Regions from separate parts of the Mus musculus genome. Here regions 2 and 3 are each linked to region 1. The links are chromatin loops, found by intact Hi-C in ENCODE. Cell type or tissue: left cerebral cortex. All regions are shown on one strand. Links, peaks and the distances in the headings refer to the core of each region. The heading gives the core; the rest is flanking DNA.

Region 1 (8,013 bases), core at 1,544-6,543:
AAGAGCAACACACAAGTGACTTTCAGTCTCTTGTAGTTTACAATATACACAGTAAAGTGTATATCTCGGATTTTTTTTCTTTTTCTTTTCTTTCTCTATATCTAGTTTGTTTGTTTATTTGTTGTTAGTAGCTTAATAGTATTTTCTAATATCTCACAAATTGTGTGTAGGGACGCAGAAAGACTGGTTGAGACCATTCTTCGGTATCTATGTTTATGCCAGTCACCAGGTAGTACTCATTGATTCCATGTCTGGCCTAAAGGGCAGAAGCTGTGAGTGGTTCTAAAACAAAGAGCTAGAGGGAGGGGAGATAGCTCAGTCAGTCAAGTGCTTGCTGGTCAAGTTTGAAGATCTGAGTTCAGTTTAAGGAAATTAAAAGCAGGGAGGGTAGAACATCTCACTCCTGCAATCCCAGCAGTGAAGACTCGGATACTGAGGGGTCCCTGGGGCTGGCTGATCTGCTGACCAGCCAGGTGGGTGAAACAATGAGAGATGCTGTCTCAAAAATGAGATGGAAAGTGATTGAGGAAGACACCCAACATCAACCTCTGACTCTGCATACGTGTGCACATACGACACTCACACACACTCACACAGGCTCAGAGTGAGTGTAATGGCACACACCCATGATCTACCAGCAGTTCTAAGCCTATGTTTTCTTTTTTCAATTTGAATTATGTAGTGCATTGACATGTTGAAGGCTAAGAGGCCCCTTGGCCTGCACAGCTACCGTTTTCCCTGTGTACCTCCATTACTTCTGGCAGAGGCAGGTAGATGCCTGAGTTCAAGGCCAGCCTGGACTACAAAGCTAGGACAGCCAGGGCAACACAGAGAAACCCTGCCTTCAAAACAAAACAAAAGACACCTTGCAAGAATCAGTTCTCTCTCCCTACCTTGTGGGTCCCAGGATCAAACCCAGGTCATCAAGTTTGGTGACAAGCACTTTTACCCCCTGAGCCATTTCACCAGCCAAGCGATGCTGACCTTCTGATTCTCCTGCCTACATTTTCTGAGGTCTGGGATTGCAGAAGTGGATATCCACACTCAGTTTTATATAGTACTGGGAATCAGACTTGATGGCTACCTACATACCAGGCAAGGGCTCTTCCAACTGCGCTCCATCCTTAACACTTTTGTTGTTTGTTGGTTGTTGGGTGGATTTGGGTTTGCTTTGCTTTGTTTTGTGTTGCGTTCTTTTGTTCTTGAGACAAGTCCTGCTATGTGGCTCTACCTGACATGCAATTGTTTATATAACCTGAACTCACAACAGTCCTCTTACCTCAGACTCCTGAGTGCTGGGATTACAAGCCTCCCTGGCTGTTGTGCCTTTTCTTAGCTGTGGCATGGGTGCTGCCATTAACAAAAGTAGGAATAAGGTGTCATGTGACTCTGCTCCCCAAAGTATCTCTTCAAGCTATGTCATGCAAGCCCCTGAACCAAGTTGGGGTACCCCATGGCACTGTTTGTAACTCTCTCCAGGGCCAGACCTTGACCACAGCTGAACCTGGGCCCCCAGTAGTGCTTATGGACCAGAGTAAGAACAAAAGCAAACTGTGGAATTGGGGGTCAGATTCCAGGCACTCTTCCAGGAAGGGGATTCTTATACCTGAGGGGACGAGTGGTGGCATGGGGTGTACCCATCTCAGTGACACTCAGGAGATGCAGCCACGCTAGCTGTGTGTTCCACCCAGTGACAAGGCATCTAGACCTGTAGGTTCTAGCCTGGCAACAGGTCTGTAAGATGTAGGTGCCATCATCAGCCACATGACCTGAGAAATGGGGCATGTGAGGGGATGAACTAGGCCTGTCCTGTGTCAAGGGTAGAAATGTGCCAGTTGACAAGGGTCTCTTGAGAGTAAATACTCAATCCTGCTGAGCTGTTGTGACCCACTGCCAGCTCATCTATTCTGGAAGCTTTCTAGGACTTCCTGGCTCTTTTGATACCTTTGGGAAGAGTGGATGGTATGTATTTGGAACTTGCCAGGATATATTTATGTCCTTAGCAAGAGTCAGCCTCAACTTCCTGCACCTCCACCATACCTAGGCACTCAAGGAGAGGTGGAGGGGGATCAACACTTTCTGGTTATTGTAAGTGGATTAGGTTAGCCAAGCCTCTGAGCAGCCTCCAGTAGCCTCCAGGGCTATGGAGTCAGCCAGTGGTCCCCAGCAAGGAGAAGCAGATTATCCATGCCTCTGCCCCATGGCCTGTGTGTGTCACGCTTCCTCCTGAAGCACGCGCTGCAGAGTCATTCATTCCTTAAATGAGAAGTGATGTCACTGCTCTCGTCCTGCGGAGAGCTATGCCAGGCATAGCACCTGTTGGGCCAGGTCTTCATGGAGTCTGCCTGGCAGGACCGGGTCAACAGGACCTCCTGGCAGTGTGCAGAGCACTGTGGTGATGGAGAGTTGAGATGGGACTCTGAATTCCCATCATCGCTCAAACCTTCCTGACCACTTGGTCGCCTCAAATATTTGTGATGTTTTTGTGCAAAGTAGAGATAAGTCCTCTTTCTGGTTGGACTGACCAGCAGAAAACAGGCTGTCTGGCTGCAGTAGACGTGTGAATGTCCAGAGGAAGCAGAAGGCCTTCCATGGGAGTTCAAGTACCTCTGCCTCCCAGCTGGTGCCATCTCCCTCGACCCCTCTTCCAGGGATCTTTGTATTCTGAGAGCAACACTGTGGATCCTGTGAAACTCTGTACCTGGTCTCCCCAGGCTGGAAGAGGGTAACCCTCCTGCTCTGGGAAGCTGCTGGGGGCTCTGGGAGGGCAGCCCAATGCCAGCAGGTGCTTTCAGCCTGTGCAGCCACCTCACAGAGTTTCAGCCATAAAGGACCCAGGTCTTTAGTGTTCTTCAGTCTCTGAAAGAAGCAGGATGCTGTCAGCCACCGTAAAAATGTGACCTTTGAAAATTTACAAGAGCCGAGGTTTAAAAAGCTGCTGTGTTAATGATGCATCCCATTAGCATCTCATTAAAGGGAAGCTGGGGGAAAACCAGCTCAAGCCCAGTGATGGGCAGATAGGGCCAGCCTGCAGAGCCAGCAAGGGAGAGCTATAATGGCTGGCCTCTCCTGATGAATACCATCACTTTACCGGAACAGAAGCCAGGGCCAGGGAAAGGTGGCTTCCCAGATGTCCCAGAGAGTGACAGCGGAAGAAAATGGGAAGTGAAGGAGGCCCTGCCCAGCCCATTTCTTCAGGGAAGCTGGTCTTTCTTGTACTGGCAGCCCACCCTCTACCCAACCCCACCCCCACCCCCTCTTCCACCCCCTCCCCCACCTCAGTCCTGCTCTCCTTCTCTAAGGCAAGCCCTCATTTGAGCTCAAGAAAAGCCTGGATTGCTCCTTGGGATTCCAGATGTGTGAGAATTCAAGACTATGATAGGGAAATTCAGAGCTAGAATCACAGATCCATACAGGGTCCCAGACCTTTGGAGTCTGCATCTGCATGTGCTTATTCGGGGGGTGGGGGTCTAGAACCCTTGACAGGAAGAGAGGCCCCTGTGGTCAGTCTCCCTGCCTCACATACTACTGGTCAGTCCATATATGGCTCACCTGGAAGCCCTGGGCCTCTCAGCAAAGGGCACTCCTGCATCTAAGTTGTTTGTTGACAGAATCAAGAAAGGAATATTCACTTGACTGCTTTAATAAAATAAAATTTCTGAACTGCAAATTGCTTGCAGCTTAAGATGTTGCTAGCGCAGAGCAGAAAGAATGTGAGTGGTTTTATTTATCATTCCTAAAGGGGCGGGGAATGAACTTCAGAGCGGCTTTCTTTACTCTAAGAAACACTTGTATTTCATAATAGACACAGAGACAAACAGGAGGCTGGCAGCTGGGTAGTCATCTACCCCCATCACCATCACCACCCCCACCACCATCACCACCACCACCACCAACACCACCCTCCCATGGCTCTGGATCAGCCTATGCAGACCCAGAGTACCCTGCTTCTGTTTGGGGTACAGGGGGGGTTGCATTGTTCAGAGGCATTTACCCGCTGGTCCATCTGAGAGCAAGGCCTGGGTCTGATTACCATCACCCACCTCACCACTGCCCTGGCCGGTTCATAAAACAAGACCCCAGCCCAATAGTTATTTGCCAAGACATGAATAAGCCGGTGCATAAGCTTATTTGTGGGGAGAAGTGTGCTATTTTTCAAGTTCAGAAACCCCTCTAATTTGGGGGCCAACATTAGAACTCCCAGTTTTATAGCACAGAACCTGATGACCCAAACTCAAGAAAACTGAGATCCAGCAGTGCAGGGAGAGGACTCAGAAATCTTAAACCAAGCTGTTTGCTATCTGGGAAACCTCTGGGTTATGGGCAGCAGAGAGGAGCTGCAGCGCCCCCTCCTGACAGAAAAGGTTTCCACATTGTCAGCCAACAGGCTTGCTAGCTAGGAGGCTGGAGAATGGGGGCGGGGTCCCAGCATCCAAATGTGCCCTCTAGACAAGGCTCTTGAATAGGCAAAGCATAGCCTCCTTCCCGCTCAGGTGCCTCAGATTTCAAGAACAATTTCTGTGTCTCAAAACCCACCAGGATCCTGGAACCTGGGAATAGAGGAAGGACTGCAGCTTGCTAGATGGTTTCTGCCTCCAGACGGAGCATGTGTTAAAAGTTGACTCTTAAGAGAACTCTGAGAAGGCCTCCCCAATATTTCCTATGCGTCATCACGATTATGGCTCTCTCCCAATATGGCTATATTCCCCTTTTGTATACTACTCCCCACCCCCACCTCCTCATCCATGCCACAAGCAAGAGAAGGGCCTCTGGTCAGGATGCTTGTCTGATCAGCTTAAGATGTTGCTAACACAGAGCAGAAAGAATGTGAGTGCTTGGGAGACTCTTCCTCTGCTCATGTTCTGTTCACAGAAGCGGAGCATTTGAAGTACAGGCCAGAGGTAAAGTGCAGCCTAATGCAATTAGCTCAGTTCCGCCCGGGTCTCAATGCTGCCTGGCTCCTGCTCTCTCAGCAGGCCCTGCTACAAGGCACCGTGTACCAAAGTGTGATCCAGCAAAACTCCAGAAGCCCTGCCCAGCCTCCTGACCACGTTACCCAGGGGACTCACCCTGCACAAGGGCCGCACAGGGAGCTCTGCCTCCAGCTTCATCACTGAGTCAGGCACTCACCAGAACATGCTATAAGAAATGTGACTTTCATCTGAAGATGCTTCTGAGAGTCCCTGGAGAACGTCTGCCCCTCATCCCAGTTCTCATGCTGCCACAGGCCTGACTGGGTGTTTAGGAGCTGTTATGACTCATCTCAAAGCCAACGCCACAGAGATCCTCGCCCCCTTTGTATCCCAGTTTTCTTATCCCAGCCTCTACAGTATGTTTAGGATTTTAAAACTATTTATAAATAACGGCCATTGAAGGAAATTTAGTCTTTAGATGTAGTGATACACAACTGCAATCCAAGCACTTGGTAGTGAGAGATAGGAAGGCCGTGGGTTCAAGGGCAGGCCGGAATACAAACCCTTTTAAAAAAAAATCTGGGGGTGGGGTCAGTGGTAGAACACCTGTAAAACTGGTACAGTACCCTGAGTTCAGTCCCCAGAACCATTCATTTTGAGAAATGCATACGAGTGTAGAGAAGAAGACACCCATAATCCTCTCATCCAAGGATAATGTCTCGCCAACATTTGGGTCGTCCATCTCTCATTGGTCAGCACCAGGACAGTTCATAGGGAGATCACACGGGTCTAATCTTGTGGTCTGGTTTTCCTCATCAAATCACAGTGGGAACACTGTGCCTTCTCATTATAAATTTCTAGACAGTATACTTCTTAGTAACCAATGTCCTCTCAGGAACTGTGTCTGGGGGAGGCCAGTGTCACCTGAGGTTTGCTTTCATTCTGAGGGCCTGTCTCTTGTTCATCTCAGAAAGTGAGCTCACAACAGCACTCTCTGAGGTGCCCTGGGTCCTTCCTACCTGGGGCTGTAGCCTGACCTGTCCAGCCAACTCCCATAACTCCCTCCCTTTCTCCATGGGACACCTGGATCCCAAGAGCATGTGTAAACAAACAGTGTGGGAAACTGGGGATGATCATGCAGTGGCCCTCGCTTGCCACCTGATGGTGGTATTCTGCAGAACATTTGCTACCTCATTAGGAATTCTCTGTCAAAGCCACAAGTCCTGGTAGTCTGAGAATAAGCAGGTACAGTCAGTGCTCTCAGCACATGCCCTGGATACGTGGGTAGCATTTGGGTTATCGTGGGTGACTGACAGTCTGAGGGCCGAGGTGTCCCTCCAACCAGAGTATAGAGTGCTCTATCAGTTACACTAGTCCCCTGGGATAGGCTGCTATAGAGATACATGGTAAGGCACTGGCTTAGAGTTCCTGGAGGCCAGGGGCTCATCAGATGCAAACCTGCAGATACTCTGTCCTGATATCCCATGATCCCTCTGGGAAAAGAGGCAAGGGTCCCAGGGTTAGTGGGGCTGGATACAGGCACTCTTGTGCTCTCTCTCTCTCTCTCTCTCTCTCTCTCTCTCTCTCTCTCTCTCTCTCTCTCTCCCCTCATGAGCCCAGTAGATAAAGCTCACGTTTCAAGGATACTGCTGAGGGAACATGTTCCAGACACGGTCCTAGAACAGCCCATGCTTACCATTCTCTTCTGCTTCCCCACAGGCTCCCGGCATCTCCAAAGCTGACAATCAGTCTCAAGGACTCACGACCAGCATCCGATGGGGGCAGACGCCTGTCAATCAGTCCACGCCCTGGGACACTGATGAGCCGCCCTCCAAACAGATGAGGGAGAGCGACAATCCAGGTGAGTGTTCATCAGCTGACAGAGACACACTGACTAGCTGGGTGCTCTGTTCTTCTCTAGAGGCCCTGACCCATGAGTCTGCAGAAGCCCAGACGCTGGGCTTAGGATGTGTGGGACACCAAGTTTCTCAAGCCACACTTCCGGGGAGATGTTATTGGCTTGAGCATAGTTGCATGAGCACCAGGATGCTCTAGCCCCAGGACTGGAATTTCTTCTGCAGCATCTTGGTCCTCCTCTGGCAGCTCTGACCTTTCACGGCTCCTGGAGCCCCCTAATCCCCCTTTGGTACACATACCTGGAGACACCCGCAGCTCCACATCTTCTGCACAAGCCCATCAGTCCTAAGATCCATGAGTTCCTGTCCCTTCACTTTCCAGACAATTGTTCCACATCCCTCTAGAGTGCAGAGCACAACTCGGTGCTAACAGCCTACGTACTGCCTGACCAGTATTCTTCCTTCAGCACCTCCACATTGGTCATTACAGCCCTCACTCATAGCTCTTCAACCCACAGACATATCATATCTTGACCCAACAGTAAGACTCAAGGGTGTCACAAGGCCACCTCTTCATAATTGGGCTCAGGCACCTGGGTTTGGGGACACAAGACAAATATCTCCAATCTCTACCAAACCGGGGGGGGGGGCACTGTAATTTCAGGGGGGGGGCACTGTAATTTCAGGGGGGGGGCACTGTAATTTCAGGTGCTGTGTTTTGTTTTGGGTTCTTTTCTTTTCCTTTTTCTGTGCTCTGTTCCCAGTTTGCCCCCAAATTGTCCTCTGTAGCCCATCCTGGTAGCTACCAAGCCATTGACTAAAAACAGTGATCAGAGCTTGCAGTGAGTGACTTAGACCCTCTCTGTAGGTCTCCAGCCTCTTTCAGGCATCCATCTCATCAAAATATGAATCATCTTCATGGCATAGCATCTTGAAGCTATCTGGGGCTTTGTCAGCCAGCTTCTGGCATTTTGATGCATGTTTCTAGGCTTCCTAGCCAGTCCTGGGGAGCACTGAGTTTGGGGTGGCAGGCCTTGGCCTTGAGACATCCGGCCAGACTGGCTCGTGGTGATCTCACTTCCTCTGTTTAGCTTGAACATGTCCCCTCTCAGCAGCCTATTCTAGAATCTAGCCAGCAATACTTTGCCAATGTTTCTTGCCTTGCAGGCTCCCTCCCTCATTACGCAAACCATAAATATTTCTTGCACATTATTGTGTGCCTTATTCTGCATGTGATCACAAGG
Region 2 (8,013 bases), core at 1,650-6,649, 84 kb before region 1:
CATCAAAGGGGAGGACATGGGTGGGTCTTGGGCTGATTGTGCTGGGTCCCAACTAACACTGGAAAAGACAGGAGCCAGAAATGGGAAAGAATACTTCCAAGTGCACACCACCAGTGGACACTATTTCTAACCAGCTCTCAAGCAAAGGAGTTGCTGTGGAAATTAGAACCACACATTGAGAAAACAAAGATGCATGACATCAAGAGGCAGGGCACACTTTCATGCAAGGCTGGACTTCCCAGTTCTCTATGATAACCCAGATGCCCCTCTCTGCTGTGTTGATATGCTCAAAACTACTTAACCTAAACCCCTCAACAAGGACCCCTTCCCCTCCCTTCCCCTCCCCTCCCCTCCCTTCCCCTCCCCTCCCCTCCCTTTCCTTCCCTTTGCCGGTTCCTTCTGCCCAGGCCCCATGCTCCCTCTATGATGTGTACGAAGCAGGATCCATGCCTAAATTGTGTGTTCCAGTCATTCCCTGAAGGCTTTTGCTTGTGGCTTTGTGGAGGTGAACACGAGGGAGGATCTTTGTTTGTGGCAGGGGATGTGATGCAGAATGTGTTGCTGTGTCAGCCATCTGGACTCAAGTCCAAAGTCTGCCCTTCGCATTGATGGCCGTCTGTACCGCTGATCTCTTTCACAGTAAGAACTCATCTACAGTTGAAGTGCCAGGGGCTCTGACTATTCCACCAAGTCTAACAGTCTTGAGTTTTCTCTCAAAGCGTAGGAGTCTGGATTGAACAAGGGCAGATGGTATCTCTAAGAGTATCCAGGCAAGTAGGAATCATGGTGTGTGTGCACTTCTTTTTTCCTTCATCAGTCATCTCTCAGGATTTAATTCAGTTGTTCTTAAAAGAAAAAGACCAATTGACTATAAGATTGATGATCTGGATTATAGATCCGAAGCAAATTTTGCCAACTTCTGACCCTGGCAAGGGCAAGAGGAGGCAGCTGGAAAAGATAACCTCAGCGAGAAGCTTGTTGAAGCTTGTCCTACTGCATCTCTTCTTGCTGTAACCAAATACCACAGGCTGGATGCTCTATAAAGAAAAGAAGGTTACTTTAGCGCATGATCTCATGGCTCTGAAGTCTGGGGAGTCCAAGAACATGATGCCGGCATCTTGGCTTCCAATGAGAACCACATGTCATGTCAAAATATGGCAGAAGAGCAGAAAGACCAGTGGGTCTGTGCAGAAGACAGAGAAAACAAGGGTCAGACTCACTTTACAACTGCTCTCATGATAGCGAATCCAATCCCACAGGAAAGGTGCTGCTCTTCCTAAGGAGTTAATCACCCTTCCAAAATCCCAACTTCCCAGAACACAGCAATTAAATTCCAACATGACTAGGACAGACCTCATTCACACAATGGCAAAGCCAGCCAGAGGTAAAACAGTTGAAAAGCTGAAAACCCCATATGCATACCAGAAAGAACACACAGCCACTGAGGTTGATTAGCATAAGGACACAAACTCCATCAGCCCCAGGTTTCTTTGTTACATTCAATTCTCTTCCATGTATCAGGAAGCACATAGAAGAAGCTGTCCTTTTGACAAATCAAATGCTTCATCGTCCTCAAGATCCAAGACTGAAAGGAATACATTTCAGAGATCTCAAAAACATGTCAGCACATGAGAAAGCTGTCACTATCCTTGATTGGGCTGTCCCTTCCTTGTTCCATCTCCTGAATCTTCACACGTGCCCCGTCCTCACCAGCCCCTTTCATATCAGGATGCTCCGTGGTGCTGGCCTGCACTGTACTTTTTCTTTCTTTAGTGTGACCAAAACAGAACCCCTAATGATTCCATAACATGTGTATCTCTGAGCTTCTGATGGCTCTCTTGGTGTCCTCCCACTCAGTCCATGTGAGAGTGCAGAGTACACAGACACACACATGCACACACACACGCGCACACACATACACACCGTAGACGAACACCATGCACACTTCTTTCTCAAACCTGCAGACCTTTTCGCATCCCTGATTTCTATGGATAGGTCACCAGCCATGGACCTAAGAGTGAACTCAGCTGACCTCTCAGTAACTTCTCATTGTCTGTCCCTCCTAGTCCTCTCCACAACGTAATGCCTGCTTGATTTGCCTCTGGCTCATTTTCATCGACAGTCAAATGTCCTCCAGTTTCCAGCTTTCTATCCTCCAGAGAAGCTCCCACAAACCTGCCCCAGCTCCTGAGAGGTGCCGGCTCCTCCCGCATCTTCTCTGTACTTAGGCAAGCCAATATAGCCACTAGCCAGGTGTTCTGTTTAACTTACTTAAAAATGAATCCATTTTAAAATCCAATTCCTCAGTCACACAAGTCAATTTTCTGATTGTTTTGTTTTGTTTTTTTCTGTGATACTGGGATAGCATGCAGGGCTCCACCATTGAGCTTCTCCCTCAACCTTTTGGGTCAGTTTTTAAGTGCTCAACAACTATATGTGGCCACCAATTGGATTTCGCTCGTTACTGGGTACCTTATTATCACAGAAGTTACACTGGGCATAAAAGTGGTGGTCCATTTTTCTTTCACCTTCAGCATCTCTCTGTCCCTGTCCCTGTGCTTTTCTCTGGAGCCTCCCAGAGTCACAAAGTTGCATCCTTATATCCCAGACCTCATCTCCAGCAGCACAGGACTTGCTATGTCTCTGAGGATATATTAGAACATTGAATGCTTTGTGGCACAGCACATAGATGGAAAGGCAGCTCACACTAACTGAAGCAAAAAAGGAGACGCGTTGGCTTTCGTCACTGAAAATTCCAGCAGAAGCTTCTGCACGGCTCGATCCAGCAGTTCATCTGACTGTAAAACAACTGCTGGTCTCTCATCTGCTTCTCCTCCAGGCCGGCTTCACTCTCTGCCCTGCGTGTCGCTCCCTCCCAGCTAGATGAGGAGAGATAGCTGAGAAGTAGCCTAGTCTTCAGTCTTCAGCATTCCTGATTTTGAAGGAAGAACATTTTCTAAGTGTATACATCAGATTCAGAGATTTGGATCCATTTGAGGACTGGACCTCAAATCACTGATGACGTCCAGAAGATAAAAATGCATTAATGAGCCTGACCTGACCTGACCACAGCTTTTCTCTGATGGTGAACAAGAAAAGCCAAACTATATCCAACAGACTCCACATGGGGGTGTCCAGTGAAGGGAGAAGGGATAATCAAATAACACGAAATCCACCAGTGAGTCTGTTGGGATCTTTCTTGCCTTCATCATCTGATGATAATCTGAATGTCTGATGAAGTATCTAACCAGATGGCCCGTGTCTGCTGTGCTAATGGGTGAGAAATGAGCTGATGGGCAGGGAGTGAGTGAGTGGGAGGGTAGACAGATAGGTGGCCAGGTAAGTGAGCTGATGCGTAAATGAATGGACAGATAACATGGATGGGAGGGGTAGATGGTGGAGTGATGGATAGATGGTTATAGGTAGGTGAATACAGCAGTGAATCACTGCATAGAAGACTGGGCAGTTATCTGCCTACCTTCCTGTAGGGAAGGCAAAAAAAGACAAGGCTTCAGGGGCCTAGTACCTAGTGCCTAGCAGAAGACACTAATCTTGTGGCCCAGAGTTTCCCTAACACAATGGTCCTCAACCTTCCTAACGCTGCCAGCCTTTAATATAGTTCCTCATGTGCTGAAGCCCCCCATCATAAAATTACTTCATTTATATTTCATAACTGGTAATTTTGCTACTGTTGTAAGTTGTAATGTAAGTAGTTGGTATGCAGGTTATCTGATATGCGACCCCCAAAAGGGTCTCAACCCACAGATTGAAAACCACTGCCCAAAAGAATGGTCCAACCCTGCCAGATAGAGCAGCCCTTACCTGGCCTAGCTCTGCTGCCCCTCACTGCCCCACCACCCCCCAGAGCTGAAGATCCAGCCAGGCCTGGCTGTAAAGGACTGGAAGTCTAGCCAAAGCTCTGTGCATCTCTTTGTTTTAGCTGGACAGTAGGAGCTAGCCAACAGAGGAGCGGGATTCTGGGATTCTGGGTGTCTGAGGCAGCCACTCTCCCAGGACTCCTGTTCTCAAATGCACACTTACCATTCTGAGTCAAGTCCCTAGCAATTAAAAACATGTTCTTCAGAAAGAAAGGTGGGGAAAGGAGTTGTAGCCTAAGAAACCACATAATTGGTGCTCCCAGAGGAAGCCACGAAGCGGGAGCCTCCATGTGCAAGAGGATTTGCAGATTCTGGCCCCAGGTCCAGATCCTGGGAAACAGTAGGTGTGTCTTTCTTCCAGAAGCCCTTGTTTCTGGCAGTGGCTAGCTGCTGGAACTGTCTAGCAAGCTGCAAAATTAATCCTGGGAGGTAATTAGCACTCCTGGGAGGGGTGGGCTGTGGACCGCCTGTTGTTGTGGCATTGTCTTCCCACCAGTGGCCTTGGGAGACAGCATCCAGGCACCTGAAGGGCTCAGGCAGGCACCTGGGGTGGTGGTGTTTCCTTTTGTTTTGTTTTAATTTCCATTCCTGTAATCTCTTGTCTAAAATAGCCTCTCAGAATTTGGCAGTCGCGTTTTCTTCCCTGGTTAGTCCCTCTCTCCATCCTCGCTTTAATTGCGTCTTTCGCTGTGCATGTGTTTATTAAGGAACAAAAATGAGCTAGGCATTTAGAGGACTTATTTCAGACTCATTAGACCCGCCCGACTGGAAGATTGGGTGCCCAGGGCAGCTTCTTCAGATGAGAGGGCACAGTCTGTGCAGGGATTAGCCCCTGGGCTGTCACCTGCTCTGATGGCGGTGGCTGTCCCTCCTCAGACTCACTGCTTCTCCAGGCTAAGCTCTTGATCAGTGTCTGTGGGGTATATGCTACTTGGGGTGGCCTTCTCAGGGTTAGGCTATTTGAGGAACTGCTGAGCCTCCTGCTTTCTGGTCTTGACCTTTGCTGCAGAGCACGTGCTGTCCTTGGGGCTTGTCAGCATTTGGAAGGAGCCTGTCCCCAGGGAGCCAGCATCCAGCCTCTGTCCCTCCTGCTTTACTCCCCAGAGTGGAGTCAGAGAAAGGACAGGTCTTGCAGGGACATTCCTGGCTGCACCTTCAGTTCCCGCCTGACCCACCTACTAGCTGCTCAGCCCGAAGGAATTGAACTTGGAAAATGGACTAAAAACAGCTTTATAAACCTTGTATCTGGGACGCTTCAGGTGGAACCAAGTGTAGTGAACATAGCATTTATTTAAGTGAGTTTGGGGTTTTTGTGACCTTGGCTAAGTGACTTCCAACTCTGGATCTGTGGTTTTGTCACCTGATAAAAAAATGATGCTTGTCTGAGGCGGTACAGGTGGCCACTAGAGCACTAACCCAGAGCTGCAATGACTTCCTTTCAATGGGAACTTATTTTTTTCCCAGGTCACAGTTTAGGGGGTGCTGATGAGAAGTGGTGCACCAGGAGTCCAACAGAGACCAAGGCTCCTGCTGTGGTTTGTCCCTGTCATTCTTCTCTGCAATGAGCAGGGAGAGAGAGAAAGGACAATGCCCTTGCCTCTAACCAGCCAAGCGTGGGGACCCAATTCACCTGCACACATGAGCATAACCCTAGACAAAGCCAAACTTGGGCTAGCACGTGTAAACCAGCTGCAGCCCCCAAGATGGAAGAGGCCAGGAACACAGAGCTCCGGTGGCCTCTATCACAGAGATGGTGACAGCAATACAGTGTGTGTGTGGATGCATGGTTATTGGGGGGGGGGGTGCGTGCACTCGGTGTACATATCTGCTGCTTGCAAGGGGGAAATGTAAAATGCAGTCATTCTTCAAATTGGATGCCTGGCCCCCAAGTAGACGGGCAGATTTTGTTATTTTTCTTGTCTCTCCCCTACTGGTTATTCTCTTGAGGTATATGCAAATAACAGACCAAAGCAAGAAATTAAATACACGTCCCTCACCTCTGAAGTTCCTTATTTCCATGTTCCTCACAGTGTAACATTTCATTAGACCTTCCAGATAAGGAGAGACCAAGATGATTAAAAATCAGACAGCACCTACAGACTGCTTCATTGGTTTGGGGAATGGCTAGGGCTTCAGAGTGACTTGGTGGGTGTAGTGTGTTTTAATAAGTGTCTGCCTAAGTCATTACCCTAGAAAGAACTGCACAATGGATATGTGTGCCCCAGGGGAGAAAAGGATGCTCACAGTGTTCTTGGTACCCGTGCATTAGTGACAGGGTGGATGGAGTGCTAGTGGTGTTACACCCAGATTCTGGGGCTCAGACTTTCCAGGGCTCAAGGGGACACAGCACAGCAAAGGTTGAGTGGGATCCTGAATGTACCTGTGTGAGCCTTAGACCCAGCTCAAAAGGACATGTTCTATCCAACTTGAATTGACTCTGCTCTATGACCAAGATCAAAAAGAGCCACTGTGAGACACGAGGGAGAATCTGTTCCTTTCACGCTCCTGACTGTGGCTGCTCTCATCAGAGGTGGTCAGCCTGATGACTGGGATGAGAGCGAGGAGAGAGAGCAGCAAGTCTAGCCAGCTGTCTCCTCCTGTCAGAAGAGAAGACGGGTGGGGGGCCATGATGGTAGATATTATAGCATTCATTCATTGTTTTTAGTGATCCCTCCAAGGAACTAGGGACTGGCTGAGCCCTGACACACAGTGAGTAGATGAGAGGTAGGGATTGTAGTGAGAGAACTCAAGAGTTCCATTGCCTTGGTGCAGGTCCTGTCTGTCACTTTCTAGCTGAGTGACTTTGGTCAAATCAAATACAGTGGCACATGCCTGTCATCCCAGAGGCAGGAGGACCAAGATTCAAGGATGGTCTCAGCTATACAGTTCAAGGCCATCCTGAGCTATGTGATATTGAGATTTGATCTTATAAAAGAAACAAAGTAAGTAGAATGGCCAGAAAAGGCCTCGCTGATCTGAGAAAGGGACCTGAAGGAAATGACCAGCAGAGGATTAGTAAGTTGTGTGGAGTCTTAAGGCAAGAAGGGTCCTGTGCTGGAAAGCCTGTAGGAGGCTGGTCTGCTAGAGGAGAGTTGGTGAGGGAGCAAACGGTCAAGAAGAGAAAGTGCACCACAGACTTTTGAAGCTTTAAGGGTTTGACTCCGTGGTGATTTGGAAACCACTGCAGGACTGGGAAGCATGAGATAGTCTGACTTGCACTTGGCTGTGTTGTGGAAGATGCATGGACAGGAAGGAGGGAGACTGGTTAGATGACTGGCAGAAATCCAGGTGAGAGGCTCAGGTGAGGGTAGCCAAGGTAGAGGTCAATGAAAAAACGTGATTGTAGTTGCAAGATCACCCACAGCTATTAGCCCTGAGCTTGATCTATAATGAGCATGTTAGTCAGAGGGGTGCAGGTCTGCAAGACACAATGACGACGACCCCCAAGAGAAAGAGCTTCAGTGTGAAACTGAGCTTTCTTCCTGGGACCAACACTTGCTCCTTCATGGCCGCCGGGGACCAGCCATCTAATCTCAGAGCCTTAGTTTGCCCCTCCATAAAGTGTAACTGGTACTGTCCCTCATGCTGTAACAAAGACAGCTCTTGACTGGTATGTGTGCAAGCACTGTCCTGTAGACGCTCCCTGCCTGGTCTACCTTTGCCATCTTGCTCTGGTATGAAGCACACAGCAGAGAGAAGCACCAGGTCAGGAGATGGACACCAGCAAAGGTCAGGAATGTGGGGAAGGACAGCAACAAAAAGAGGGGGGTGCTCCCTGCTGATATCATCCTGAGATTTCCCCTTCCTATGGCAGTATACCCTGAGGACCATCGTATATCTGAGTGAGTAGACCAGAATACGCTGCCCCAGTAAATAGAGCCACTTCCTATGTGTCTGGGCAGGGCATCAGGCCCAGCATCTTCTTTGGGAAAGGGGCACTACCAACTCCTAGGTCATCCTGATGGTTCCTGGCTAGTGGACACCCTCCTATCCAAAGCCCAACGTCTGAAGCACCTTTGTTGAACTCACTAGACACCTGGACTAGCCCTGCTCCATACACTATGGCTACTGGCTGTAAATGGACTGCTGTGTATGCAGATGGAGCCAGGCCAAGCCAAGAACAGATGGTCACCTC
Region 3 (8,013 bases), core at 1,650-6,649, 130 kb before region 1:
ACTCTTGCATGAGATCTGTTGTGTGGTGTGATCATAATGGCATACCTTGGCCCCAGCTCACCAAATCACACTGTCACAGTACCCTAACAATAGGGACTTTGGTGCTGCATGGTGACCCAGAACAAGTTTCTCTAGCCATTTGTCTCCTACTTGGAAAAAAGCCCCCCAAGAAAGAAGTACAGGGGTCCCGAAGAGCCTTGGTGAGTGACTGGGCTGGGGATTTCAGTGCACTAAGTTTTCAAACCCCAGAGTCTCAGAGTGGTAGCTTGTACAGGTGTGAGGCTTCTCCAGTGCAAGCCATCAGTCCCTAATCCTCTTAGGCTCAGGTGGCCTCTTTTATCCCTGCAGGTCTGGATTTCTTATCACTCTCTTCCAGCCTTCAAGTACTATTGATCTCCTGTCCCACACCTATAAACTGGCAACTCCCAAACCCGTCCCTAAGTGCCTGCCCCGCATGTCCACCCCCCCCCCCACACACACACACCAAAGTGCCCTTTCGGTGCCGTAGACTTGCCTGGACTCACCTCTGTCCCAAAGCCCCCTCCTAGGAAGGGCAGCATCACCTCCTCAGACCTGGATCACCGAGGCATAGTCCAGCTTCCCCTCCCTGCATCTCTGTGCCACTCGCAGTCTCTTGGCTATCCAACTCCTACCTGTGCCTTATAGCTCCTTCCTCTCCACTCCCTGCTGCTCTTGACTTTCTCCACAGGCCCTTGCCAATTCTAGCCCAAGTAACCACTGAGATCCCCAGCCTCTACCTGCTCATCCCACTCACTGGCCCCGCCATGCGATTAGATTCCCTTATTGCCTGTAAGACAAGGCAAATACACTTGTTTCTCGTGTGCTGAGAACACACCAGAGGATCGGGTTCTCCTCAACACCATGTCTGTCATTTACTGTTTTCTCTGCTCAGAACTTTGCTTCTGCCACCCTCATTGGATAGGCCGTTCCCTCCCTTTGCTCCACTGGCCACACTTCTAGGTATAGAAGAGAAAAGAAACTTTTCATAGCCTCCTCCATTACATACAACTAGGGCCACCAGCCTTGCCCACCCCACCCCACCCCACGCCAAAGCAGCTGCAGCCACCCAGTACCAGCTGTTGGCGTCCTAATGGTCTCAGCGGACTGGGCCTGATATCTGAGTTAAAGGATTCCCCTCAGTTCCTGGCAGCACAAGATAGTCCTGGGTTTAAGAAATGAGCTGTAGCAATGGGATTTCTGGAATGGGAACAGGGAGCTAAGAGGAACAGAGAGGTCTGCTGAAGCTCTCTGTGGAAATGCTTATACAAGACTCTAAGAGATAGCCCAGAGTTTTGGGAATAGTGCATTTGCAACTCAAAGGCTGACTGGCAGGGCAACTGATGTCCCAAAGGAAGAGGTGTGTTGAGCAGGAGGAGCAAACCCTTCTGCCAAACTCTCTATGGTCTTTCCATGACTTTGTACTGTACTACGTCCTTTAATGAGAACTGGTGTGAATGAGTTCTCTGTGGTGAAGCCCAAAGAACTCTGTATCACCTTCACTGGTGTGCTGTGTTTTGTTTTGTTGTTTTGTTTTGTTTTGTTTTGTTTTGTTTGTTTATGGCAGGGTTTCACTGAGTAGTTCTGTCTGGCCTAGAACTCACTGTGTAGAGCAGGCTACCCTTAAACTCAGAGATCCACCTGTCTCTGCTCTCTGAATGTTGGGAATAACCTTTTGAGTGTCTTGTGTTAACTCGGTCAAGTTGGGCCATTCTCACAGATGACTCAAAAGGAGTTGAAAAATATTAGCTGACATGTTCAAGTTCACAAAGTGGGAGCTAAAGCCAAGTGCACAGCAGTCTTTGATTTGAAATGAGTGTTCCTTTTTCGGCACTGAGAAGTTTCCGGGCTGCAGCCCTCTTCCTCTCCTCAAAGGCACCGGTCTTTTTGTCAACATGCCTATCCTGTTGGGTCATCACAGCTACTGGCAAGATGCAGGCACTTCTACACCTGATGGGACTTTTGCAGTCTGTAGAAATAGCCTTAGATTCTGAGCACACAAACTGGCATGCAAGCCCCGCCTCTTTCGGGTTATTGTGTAACCTTGAAGAGCAAGTTCCTTCCACCTCTCTTTCCTCCACCGTGGTGGAAAGAGTCCAAGGCATAATGGGCCATTCGACAAGCCGCTCTCCAAGGTTCCTTTCTGCTTCCGCATCTCATAGCTCAGTCATCTTGTCCTGCCTCCCCCGCCCCCCATAATGGCAGGAAGTGCTGCACAAGTGTGGAGCTGAGTTTGTCCCAGCCTGGTCCCACTAGCAGCACTACCTCTTTACTGCCAGCAAAGCTCCCAGGAGGCCCCAGGCCAGGGGTTTTGCTCTCTCTGCCTCCTGGTGTAGCATGGCTTGGCAGACCACAATTTTCATATACCCCGATGGCAGCTTCATCTAATGAGAATGAGGGGCTTACACATATTTTCATTTTTAAAAAATCGGCTATTAATTTGTCAGAATTATTCATATTTTACTGATGATATTTTCCATGTATCTAATCAAGGAGCTCATGAATAGAAATGAAACTATTTAAATACAGAGATGGTGTACATTGTAAGATCTTGTTTTCTCAAGCTGTTCATAATGCAGTGAATACATTTATTTCTTCTAAAAACAGGTTTTGCAACCATCAAAAAACATTTTTGAAATCCTTGCTTAAATACGACTCTATTCAAATATGCTAAATTAGCGTGAGCGGTGGATACAAGCGGGTGTGTGTGTGTGTGCACATGTATGTGTCTGTGTGGCACTAGAAGCAAGTGCTTTGTCTTCCGGCCTTCTTGCTAAGGACTGGAGATTGTTTTCTGTTGAGAAAACTGAGAAAGAAGTACACACACACAGAGTTTTGGATCAAATCTTAAGGACAGATAGATGGCAAAGTGGAGGTACAAATTAAAATTGGACTGAATAATATTCAAGATAATTTTTTGTACAATGTAGACTTTTCAACTGCTCAGAATTCCAGCAGCACTTACCTACATTGAAGGAGAGTTAGAATCATTAAACAAAGCCAGATATTAAATATACTACTGCTATCTCTCGAAACATTAGCAAGTAATGTAAAACACATGGCGTCTACTCAATGGAAAATCTGAGAATACAAATTATAATAGTTGTCTTAAAAGACCTCTGGGAAGCTTGAGCTAAATTGCTTAATTCCATTAATAACAAACTATTACTCTAGCTATTAAAGTAACATAAGGTAATAGAGATCATGTCGAGAGATTATGCCGAGCCTCTTTCTTCACCTAGCACAAATTTATTCAGGGGCATTGATAGATTTTAATTGACTATGGCAACTGAATAGCAACAAAGGAAATTGAACGTCTTTTTGAAAAGCTCCACATTTTGTAGAAGCAAATAGCAACACCAAAATGAGGGTTTGGGGGAGCTGGGCTACGCGGGAAAGGGTGTTAGGAACATCTGTTCCAGCTGTTCCTCCGAGAGAACGCCTTCTTGTGACCCTAAGGAGAAGCTGTGTGGCAGCAGGCCCATCCCAGCCAAGCATCCCTTTCAAATCTAAGCACACCAACTCAAGCTGCTGAGAAGCACATGACTTCTCATGAATACCCTTTGGGCACTTTTCCAAGAGACAGGACTGAAGAGATCTTGCAGGGAGTGGGGGGGGGGGGGAACTACTGCGCTCTCTCTCTAGAGAACAGGGCTTATTCTTCCTTAAGGCTTGACAGTGGTGTGGATGACCCCTCACTGTAGCCTAGTGATAGAGTGACCCTGGTGGTATCCTGGTCATGCGGTAATACAGTGAGTAGCACCTAGTGGTCACTCAGGAGCTGGAGAAGGGCTTATCACTCTAGATGCCCTCGGCTCCATCTACATACTAGTATCTGAAGACATGTCACCACTTTGATTTTGACAGCGGGGAGTCTTTTGTGTCTGTCTCCTGTTGGCCCATCTAGGAAAGACAGAGTGTCTGTTTCATCCCCTGGGGTTCTGGCCTCTTTCCCCACAGTCCCTAACCTCAGATGCTCGTGACTTGTCACAGTCCACTAGGCTACTGGGCCACTGTTGGAAACTCATTTTTAAAGGAAACTGGAAGTTGTCCTTTAAGGGTGGTCACAGGAGATCATAGGAATCCCCAGCCACGCTTTGCTTTGCTCTTACTGAGCAGAGTCCTGGCCACTGCTGTCACTCACTGGTCCAGCAGTGACAGTGCTGCTGCTGAAGTCTGGCTTTGCCTTCTGCCGTCTACTGCATTTTCCCACTTTGCTTTAGTGAGCATCCTGAATGGCGTCTCATGTAAAGCTGTCCAGCGCTCTCCATCCTCTGCCCTAGGTAGCAGCCTCTTCTCCTGTGTCTGTGGACTTTTCTTTCTCCTGTTCTCCATTGGTTTCAGCTTCCCCCAGGGCATCAGAGAAAGGCGCTGGAAATCTAGCTCACGCTGCACACCCCCTCTGCTGGCCTCACACCCTCAGCCAGGTGGTAGCCCTTTTTTCTACTGTATGGTAACCAGAGCTCTGGGGTATGCAGCTCAGAAGCAGGCTGTGACTCGCGGACACCTACTTCATTGGCGCTGAGAGAATCTAATCCCACCATGCCTGCCTCACTCGCATGTGTTTGAAAACCTCCTTGGCAGGCAGGACCTCCTAATTTTTTCCACTTCTTGTGATTAGCGTTGCAGACTAATCCTAGCACCAGACTCAACACCAGCTGTTCTTCCCCCAAAGCTTGTTCTTACTTATAAACCAAATCCTGGAGCCGCTGCCTGTTTCCTGTGCCTGACTGCAGCCAGTCACCTATGGTGTGGACTCGGGTGAGTGCTCTGTCCACCTGGATGCCTTCACGGTGCCTGCTAGGCCTTGGGGCATAGGAGGGGCACACTCATTGCCAAGAGGGTGTCAATATATGCTAAGCTGTATAGCTGTATAGCTAAGTAAGAACAATCTTAACATTGGGATTTTTGCTCCCCTGCATACCACAGACAATTTTTGCAAGACAAGATGTATTTGAAATAACATGTGTAACATTTAGATGCATTTTTCTAAAATAACAATGATATGCACAGACATGATCCCGTCCTACCTCTGAATTTAAGACCCAGAACATCACTGGATTGCTGAAATTACCAGTTTCCCTCCTCTGTTCTTTGCAAGTCCTCTTGAATTTGGAAATAGGTACAAAGAAAGTCCCCAGCCCTCTACCCGTGCACCACCCCCTTCCCAAAATATGGCAACAAATCCACCTCCCAACGTCCATTAAGATTTGGGCTTTGGAGTGCCTTGAAAACTGAAGGAGGGACTTTGCTATAATAGGGAGTCCAGAACAAGGCTAGAGAGCTCTCAGTGCTGTGTCTTTCTTTCCCTAGTATCTTTCCTTCTTGCCTAGTTTCCCTGGCACTTCTGGGTAGAGATGGCTATTTGAACACAGGCAAGTGGGCTGATGTTCCTGCACCCACTCCATGCACTGTTATATTCTTAGAAGTGTGTCTCTAATACCCACCAAGCCTGACAAACCAATCAGAGAGCGAGGCAGATGGGACTTAGGCCCTCCCAACACTCCAGCTTCAAGGAAAATTGTTGACTGTCAGAAATACCATACCCCTGTTGGAAACACATGAAGTCAGCCCTATAAACTGGGAACAGGGAGTCACATTTATATTTATTCTGTAACCATACCAGAATCACAAGTGTCTCATATGGTAGAGGGGGAAAAATAACCTGTAGGCCCTTTCTAACAACTTAGTGCCTAGTCATAGTCGCTCCTCCCCCGTGCTGTTTCTCCTGGTAGGAAACCCTGGATCCCGTCAGGCCTGGAATCTTGGCTGAGTTGATTTCTTTCTTGGCAGCTGTGATCACTTGGACACAGGATGAAGGAGAGTCACTCCTTTTTCTGTCTGGCAGTCTGATCATGTTTTGCCTCTCCAGCACACTGTCCTTTGGTCTACTGTTCCTCCTTCCCATACTTGGTGCAAAAGCTCCCCTGCAGGGCCAGATCAGGGATCCAGGGTTTCTTAGGACAGAGTAGTTGCCTGTCCCTTGGGCCGTGCACATGGGCTTGAGTAGACCTGAAAGCACTTGGGTGTACAGACTTATAGGAGGTACCTCCCCAGACAGGGTTAGCCTGTGGACCCAGTTTACAGAATATGGAGGGAACTTACTCTGCAAGGAATTACAGTTACTGCACACACGTAGAAGAGGGGCTGGCGCAGAGTCTGGGGTGTCTGGGAAGGTCACTGTAACCCAGAGTGTCTGCCACTGGGTCCTACAGATTTAAACCTTGAAGCCCCATGAGAAAGGGGAAAAAATATAAGCTATCCCAAAAGAGTGGCTAGGCCAAGGCTGACATGTGTCCAGATGTGAGGCCCACCTGAGCTGGTATGCAGAGTGGTAAAAGGTGAGAGCTTAGACTACTGTAAAGATTCTCAATTATAGAACTCTGGCTGAATAGTACTGGGGACAAATTGGACCCTAAAGCGGGGGGGGGGGGGGGGGAATGGGACGACAACTCAAGATTGCAGACTAGTATCTGAAGATTTCTCCCCAAATTTAAAGTATACAAAACCTTTTGATATACTTGTGCATAGTGAGATGGTTGTAGTCAAGTAAATGTACGTATGACCGATCTTATGAATTCTCAGTCTCAACTATGAAGTGGAATGGGCTTGTTGTTGTTCTGGATGTAAAAATCGTCATTGAGAATTCCAGTACAGAGTAAGGAAGGGCCCCATAGGTCATCCATTTGAATGCTTCGTCATCGGGGAGTGGCACTATTAGAAAGGATCACTATTAGCAGGAGTTGCCTTGTTCAAGTAGATGTGGCATTGTTGGAGGAAGTGTGTCACTGGGCTTTGAAGTTTCTCTCTCTCTGTGTGTGTGTGTGTGTGTGTGTGTGTGTGAGAGAGAGAGAGAGAGAGAGAGAGAGAGAGAGAGAGAGAGAGATCTGTTTGTCTGTCTCTGTCTACCTCTATCTTTATCTAAGGCCTGTAGAGCAGAGAGAAGCCCAAATGGCTATGAAGTTGGGGAGAAAACTGAAAAGAGACCTTGACCCTCTATAGCCAACACCTCGATTTCTACATGCTTTAGGCAAATCTAGAAAAACAAATCAGGAACATTCTGGAACATTTCCCTCCACAGCCCAGAACCTTCAGCGGTTATTGAGCTGTTCTATACCTTGCTGCTAAATGCTACCAAAAGCTCTGGCTGTGGTTCACAACAGGGACATTGGCTTGTGACTACTGTATTAGGCACAATTACCCTGGAAGACACAAGGCAGGACCTTAGTGAGGATGAAGACTATAGACATAAAATCTTTCTGATTGTCGTTTTCTACTGTTTAAAGTGACACAGCACACAGAGCCCTCAGAGAAATTCCCTGAAAAATCATACTGAATGGACCAAGTATGCACAGGTCCCTGCCATCCAGCCGTCGCATCAGGCTTAGAGGAGGTCATGCCAGGTTTTCTCAAAAACTCTTCTCTCCTGCTGCATGAAGTTTCCTCTACTGTGGCTGCCCAAGGAAAGCAGTTTGCAAGGATTTAATATCTGTGTATTTTGTGGTGTGTGTGCTGAATGAAGTTGTACTTGACTACCAACTTACCATTTGGTTGCTGCCTGCTTGGCATTTGCTCAAACACGGGGTGGCAGGATCTCTTGCAGCTAGCTAGGCTGTGATATTGATGTTGCTCCCTCCCACTGTTCCCTTTCTTGGGGTGACTGGGGGGATTTATAGGGCCCATGACCACCACTCATGAAGAATTTGCAAACTGGAGTCATTTTAGCAAGGATCCCACTCACGGGCCTGTCTCTTCTGGTGTAAAGTGGGACTTCCAGTCTTGGTGGTGATTTTCTTCCTCCACGGTTGTCAGACAGTTGTAGCTGGAAGGTCTGGTGATATGCCCTGGGCTCTGGGGTAATCAAAATTATCCAGTCTGAGAAATCCAACTCCTTTTCTGGGCTCAGAAAATGGTTCAGTGGGTAAAGATCTTACTCTGCAAGCATGAGGGGCTGTCGTGATCTAATCCCCAGAACCCACATAAAGCTGAGAACAG

The links. A loop is a pair of places that touch in the nucleus more often than their neighbours do. Peaks named below come from ENCODE experiments on the same cell type or tissue, not always from the same donor. Only the 100,000 strongest peaks of a DNase experiment are listed, where the experiment ranks them.
Region 2: it touches region 1 in a loop (2.4-fold over the local background); 2 of 42 quality-filtered maps call a loop at or near these places.
Region 3: a loop joins it to region 1, with 2.6 times the contacts of the local background. A loop is called at or near these places in 4 of 42 quality-filtered maps.

Annotation. Positions count from the first base shown.
Region 1 is chr12:5,139,328-5,147,340 of GRCm38, reverse strand. It overlaps Klhl29 (kelch-like 29), which reads left to right. Exons shown (of 14, transcript NM_001164493.1): 4 at 6,633-6,774. Among named protein-coding and RNA genes, the nearest start is that of Gm51980, 140 kb to the left of the region's middle. In left cerebral cortex, for the core only: CTCF peaks have their summits at 4,347 (motif pointing left) and 6,064 (motif pointing right); DNase peaks (open chromatin) are centred at 4,355, 5,149 and 6,114; H3K27ac peaks cover 786 bases.
Region 2 is chr12:5,223,771-5,231,783 of GRCm38, reverse strand. The region is part of intron 2 of Klhl29 (kelch-like 29); the gene reads left to right. Among named protein-coding and RNA genes, the nearest start is that of Gm51980, 55 kb to the left of the region's middle. In left cerebral cortex, for the core only: no CTCF peak of the experiment used is centred there; no DNase peak of the experiment used is centred there; H3K27ac peaks cover 549 bases.
Region 3 is chr12:5,271,278-5,279,290 of GRCm38, reverse strand. All of the region lies in intron 2 of Klhl29 (kelch-like 29), which reads left to right. Among named protein-coding and RNA genes, the nearest start is that of Gm51980, 7.2 kb to the left of the region's middle. In left cerebral cortex, for the core only: CTCF peaks have their summits at 3,790 and 4,400; DNase peaks (open chromatin) are centred at 3,526, 4,570, 5,481, 5,733 and 1 more place; H3K27ac peaks cover 2,626 bases.